Regions from separate parts of the Mus musculus genome. Here region 2 is linked to region 1. Evidence: chromatin loops called from intact Hi-C (ENCODE). Cell type or tissue: heart. All regions are shown on one strand. Each heading gives the region's core, and the rest is flanking DNA. Links, peaks and the distances in the headings are about the cores only.

The links. Hi-C counts contacts between places; a loop is a spot of excess contacts. Peaks named below come from ENCODE experiments on the same cell type or tissue, not always from the same donor. Only the 100,000 strongest peaks of a DNase experiment are listed, where the experiment ranks them.
Region 2: it touches region 1 in a loop (2.8-fold over the local background); 10 of 42 quality-filtered maps call a loop at or near these places.

The regions. Positions count from the first base shown.
Region 1 is chr2:158,735,328-158,738,239 of GRCm38, reverse strand. All of the region lies in intron 2 of Ppp1r16b (protein phosphatase 1, regulatory subunit 16B), which reads right to left. Among named protein-coding and RNA genes, the nearest start is that of Fam83d, 31 kb to the left of the region's middle. In heart, for the core only: a CTCF peak has its summit at 1,779 (motif pointing right); a DNase peak (open chromatin) is centred at 2,739.
Region 2 is chr2:158,686,454-158,689,365 of GRCm38, reverse strand. All of the region lies in intron 1 of Ppp1r16b (protein phosphatase 1, regulatory subunit 16B), which reads right to left. Among named protein-coding and RNA genes, the nearest start is that of Ppp1r16b, 21 kb to the right of the region's middle. In heart, for the core only: a CTCF peak has its summit at 1,548; a DNase peak (open chromatin) is centred at 1,395; H3K27ac peaks cover 836 bases.

The DNA.
Region 1 (2,912 bases), core at 316-2,815:
AGGCATATAAAGTCTGCACGACCAATGGGCCTCTCTTTCCACTAATGGCCGACCAGGCCATCTTCTGATACATATGCAGCTAGAGACACGAGCTCTGGGGGAGGGGGATGTACTGGTTAGTTCATATTGTTGTTCCACCTATAGGGTTGCAGATCCCCCCAGCTCCCTGGGTACTTCCTCCAGCTCCTCCATTGGGGGCCCTGTGATCCATCCAATAGCTGACTGTGAGCATCCACTTCTGTGTTTGCTAGGCCCCAGCATAGTCTCACAAGAGACAGCTATATCTGGGTCCTTTCAGCGAAATCTTGCTAGTGTATGCAATGGTGTCAGCGTTTGGAGGCTGATTATGGGATGGATCTCCGGGTATGGCAGCCTCTAGATGGTCCATCCTTTCGTCTCAGCTCCAAACTCAGTCTCTGTAGCTCCTTCCATGGGTGCCTTGCTCCCAATTCCAAGAAGGGGCAAAGTATCCACACCTTGGTCTTTGTTCTTCCCGAGCTTCATGTGTTTCGCAAATTGTATCTTATATCTTGGGTATTCTAAATTTCTGGGCTAATATCCACTGATCAGTGAGTACATATCATGTGAGTTCTTTTGTGATTGAGTTATCTCAGTCAGGATGATGCCCTCCAGGTCCATCCATTTGCCTAGGAATTTCATAAATTCATTCTTTTTAATAGCTGAGTAGTACTTCATTTCTTAAGCTCCTAACATTTTCTGCAACAGTCATTTGTGTCAACTACAAGAGTCACATTCTCATTGCATGGAAGACTCAATTATGTATCCATCCATCCATATAGCCAGCGAGCCAGGCATCCATCCATCCATCCATCCATCCATCCATCCATATAGCCATCGAGCCAGGCATCCATCCATCCATCCATCCATCCATCCATATAGCCATCGAGCCAGGCATCCATCCATCCATCCATCCATCCATCCATCCATCCATCCATCGATGCACCACCATCTAAGCAATCTTCCTAACAGGTCTCTAAGACGTTCACAAGTTAGCAGCAGGCACGCTACACACATACATGTGCACACACATGTGCCCCATTCCTCATCCTTTAGGGCTCATTCAGTCTCCCTGGCCTCTTCCTGTTACACACACACACACACACACACACACACACACACACACACACGCATCTCATGGGCAACCATACCACACCCTGACCCGCATAACCGGGTAATTACAGTTCTTGTATTTTTCTGCATGCTAAACTCCAGCCCAAGAAGGCAGGAATGTAGCCTGGTATTTATGACTGTATTCCTAAGGCCTGACACACAATGAATCCCGGGAACTCCTTCCTCCAGGACCTTGGCACCCTTGGCAGTCCCCTAGCTCAGTTCAAAGACACAAGCACACGGCTGGAGAGATGGTTCAGTGGTAAAAAGCATGTGCCGATCTTGCAGAGGACCCCTGTTTGATTCCCAGCACCCATGGGGCAGCTCACAACTATCTGTAATTCCAGTTCCAGGGGATCCAATGCCCTCTTCTAACCTTCTTGGGCAATGGACACACATGTGGTGCACAGATGTACATGTAGGCAAAATACTATACACATGAAATACAAATAAATAAATATTGAGAAAGTACATACAGGCGATCCATCTTAGACTGCTGCAGACCACCTTGACCATGAACCCAAGTAGACAGACATCTGTAACTTTAGTATTTTCATATCTTATTCTTTGTTTGTTTGTTTGTTTGTATTTTGTTTTGGTATTTATTTATTTACTATATGTAAGTACACTGTAGCTGTTTTCAGATACACCAGAAGAGGGCGCCAGATCTCATTACGGGTGGTTGTAAGCCACCATGTGGTTGCTGGGATTTGAACTCAGGACCTTTGGAAGAGTAGTCAGTGCTCTTAACCGCTGAGCCATCTCTCCAGCCCCCCATATCTTATTCTTAATGATGGTTCTTAAACACTTTAACCTCCCTTGTAGCCCACCATCCACCAGAGGTAGTGGGAAAGAATGTGAGGGAAGTGGAACCGTTTAAAAAGGTTCTTTGGAGCAACTCCTGTCTATGTTGTCAGGAAATGGGCAGTTCAGTTCACAGATTAGCAGGCAGCGGCAGCTTGATCCATTTGCAAACACTTCACAGACCAGTTCAGTAGAGTTGGGTTAGCAACAATGGTGACACAACCTAGCAGAAACAGCCAGGCCTCAGCTTCAGTTCAAGTCATCAGGAGGGACAGCAGGAACACCAGGAGAAGTTCTCAGCTGTGCCTCTCTCAGGGAAGCAAAGATCAATGAAGACTTGAGACCCACAAGCATTGCACAGCTAGATGCACCAGCAAGCCAAGCTCTGTCTCCATCACTCCATCGAGCCCCCTTTATACCCTCCAAACATCGCGTGTCCTCCACGTGCCTTGCCTCAGCACACACATCCAATCAGCCCGAGTTCTCAAAGTCCCGACAAATGGAGCTTAACTGCACAATGTAAGTCTGACCAATACATGAGTGTTGTTAGCAAAGAATCCTTCATCATGAGTCCTTTCACAGGTTTGCTTTAGCAGAACATCCTCTCTCCTGTATCTCCTTCAGTGAAACGTTCCTTCACGCGTCTTGCCTGAGTCTTTCACCTGTGTCCACTCCAGGAAAACACTCCTTCACATGTTTGCCCCAGCAAAACACCATCCAACACAACTGACCCCAAGGAAGCTGTAAGTTTCCACTTCATACACCGCTATGACAGGAAGTGTAACAGGAAGCTCTGCCCACGCACAGGTGCCTCCTACAGAGCTCGGTAACTTAGTAGATGGGCCTAGCCCAGGGCTACTTGAGGAGATGACGGTAAAGCCACTGAGATAATTAATCTCCAATGTTGGCTGGATTTGAAATCACGGTGGACACACACCTCTGGCCATGTGTAGGAGGACATTTCCAGAGATGTTTAA
Region 2 (2,912 bases), core at 134-2,633, 49 kb after region 1:
CGCAGGCAATGAGGTCATCAGGAAGTGTGTGCAAGTGTGAGAAAACTGAGTCCAGGGGAAGTAGGGTGGGGTACTGACTTTCCCCAACATCTGGGCCACATACCAAAATAGCTCAATTGTGACCAACAGGAAGTTTAAGGCCAAGGCATTGGGCCCTGGGAGAAGCGGGAACAGGCCACCAAGGTGTCGTCACCTTACCCCCCATCCCCCAGGCTGGCAGAGTCTTAACTTGGTTCTTCTCTATGCACACACTCATCCTTGCTGCCTTGAGGAGAAGGGACCAGGGTGCGCATCTGGGCACCGTGAGATTGGCCCTTAAGGGGAAGAGTGCTCAGTGGAAGCGGAGCCATGGGATAGCAGGAGGCACAACAGATGAAAGGCTGTTGGTGGGGTTGCTCCTGCTACTGAGCGTACTCCTGAGAAGAGCACAGTAATGGGAGGTCTTAGAACTCCTTCATTATCCTGAGCCCTGATTGGTCAGAGGTCTTGGTAAGGGCCTGAGCCCAGACAGGGATTGGTTCTAGGGCAGGCCTAGGCCTTAAGTTGGCCCAACCAGAAGCTTTCTCTTCCCTCTGTCTGAGGAGCCAGGAGACTGAAGCCAAGGTGCTCTGAAGGCAGTCTCTACATGCAGCCAGTGCTTGGTGGTAAAGGAGATGAATAAGGGGTCCTTTGAACAATGAGACGCTGGACTCCAGCTAGCCAAACCAACACACCTCATATATTATATAACCCAGTTCCTTATTACCCAGAATATCTTAAAGTGCGGCAAGGATGCTTTTAAAGATGCAGGTCTAGGGACCCCAGGAAGGGTTGTGGCCTCTTGCAGAAGACTATTATCAATATGCGGACTTTCCCCTACAAAGGCCATTACAGACTCAACAGGTCTAAGTGGAAGGCCAGCCTTGAGGAAGGGAAGAAGGTCAAGGCTGGGTTCCAACAGCATTCATGTGTGTTGACTTGGGAGAAAGGACACACACATGCACACGCACACAGGCGCGCACACACACACACACACACACACACACACACCACACACACACACACACAGGAGGGAGCAGCTGATTGACACATCTTTGGAATCAAGCCTACCAGTTTGAGAAAAACAACACGAGGGAAGGTGAATTCGAATTGAAGAGACTGTCGAACATGAGTCAGAGAGAGAGCGTTTCAAAGTTCACACTGTTAAAATGTTCGGCTTTTTCTCCCAGTTCCTCGGCTATTCTTCTCGGCGGTCTTGGCAGGCGCTGCGGGAGGAAGGGCCACGAGTGCTTTTCTCCTCGTGTTTCCTGTGCCACTGAGCATGAGGGGAAAAAGAAAACAAAACAAACAGCCCGGGTGGGCAGCGGCGGCGGGGCGGGCGGTGCCTCCTCCCTTCCAGCTCTCACTCAGGGCTTGCTTCTTCACTAAAGGGATGCACACCCCCGCCCTCCCACAGTACAGCTGCATAACATCACCCTCGAGAGCTCGAGATGCTCCACGCATGAGCAAGGAGACTTGCTCCAGATATCCGAATTAGCAATCTCCTCTGTCCCTCCGGCCCCACCGTCAGGGGACTCGGTGCACTGACTGTCCTACTCCTGCAAGAATGACCCCTTTAGACTCTGGGCACAGTCACCATACCCAGGCCTCCTGGTTCTAAACCTGATGGAGGACCAGGGTCCCCAAGGAACTGCTCCTCAACTCTACTTCTCCCAGACATGTCACTTCATTCAGATCTCTTAATGGTGACCCTGAAGCTCATTTACAGGGTTTCACATTTATAAAGAAGAGAGGCAGAATTCATAATTCATCGGAATAAAGAGTGACCAGATAACCCATGGCCCGGGCTCTCTCTGGAGATGAATCATGGTCAGCTCTGGGGCACCAATGACATTTCCTTGGACTAGTTGAGGACACTGGTTGCTTCAGCCTCAGGTAGAATCAGACTTGTGGGCAGGTAATATAGGGATGCTGTCAGCCAGGCCTGAGGGAAAAAAACTTCTAATGCAAAATCAGAGGCCAGCCCTAGAACAATGTTGGGGTCCCTCTCCCCTATACTCAATAACCACCCATCAGGCTGCAAAGAGACAAGGGCCAGCGGTGTGGTAGACAGTTTCCCAGGAGCCCCAATCCTGACTGGGCTGGGAAAGCATCCAACAGAATAAGGATTTTGCTGAGCATGTCTGGAGCCCGCATCTGACAACACAACCTGTCAGGTCCATTCCAAGCAGATGATGGGTTGATGTTTGGGGTTGGCGCTTCATGTAAAGGTGAGATGGCCTCCTTAGGCTTCCAAGAGATGGATTTCAAAGGGGTCGATGGTTCAGTGGACACAGGAAGCCCATGAACACATCAGTCATCCACACTGAGCCTCCTGTTAGACACGTGAACCCAGAGAAGCCAGACTACTTGTAGGTAAGAATGCCAGTGTGGGGAGGGGCCCAGGGGACACACACAAAGGACAGGGACATGCAGATATAATATCTGTAAACGTCCCATGTGGTCCCATCAATCACAGTCACCGGTTTCCCAAAGAAGCTTATATAACAGCTAGGTAGAGGGAAATGGGAGTCATATTACGAACACAGTTCCTCCAAGATTGGGGGTGTGGAACCCCCACCCCCATCCCCTGTGCAGAAACAGAAAAAAAAAAAAAAAAAAAAAACTTCCTCCAAAGCCAGAGGATCATTTTCAAAGCAGGCCACCTGCGGCCACAGAATACCCTCCTAGATCATAGGTCATTAAACAAGGGACAGCTGTTGGGAGTGTGAAGAACTCGTCCCCTCTGCACCCCTCCCTGCCATCTGACATTCTTGACCAAGCTTTCCTCCCTTGTACTAACTCTTAGGTTGCTGGAGTCCATTTGGGGCAGTATAAGGAGAGAGAGATTATCAATGGGAAGTGATCAACAATGACTACTATGGCCAAAGAAG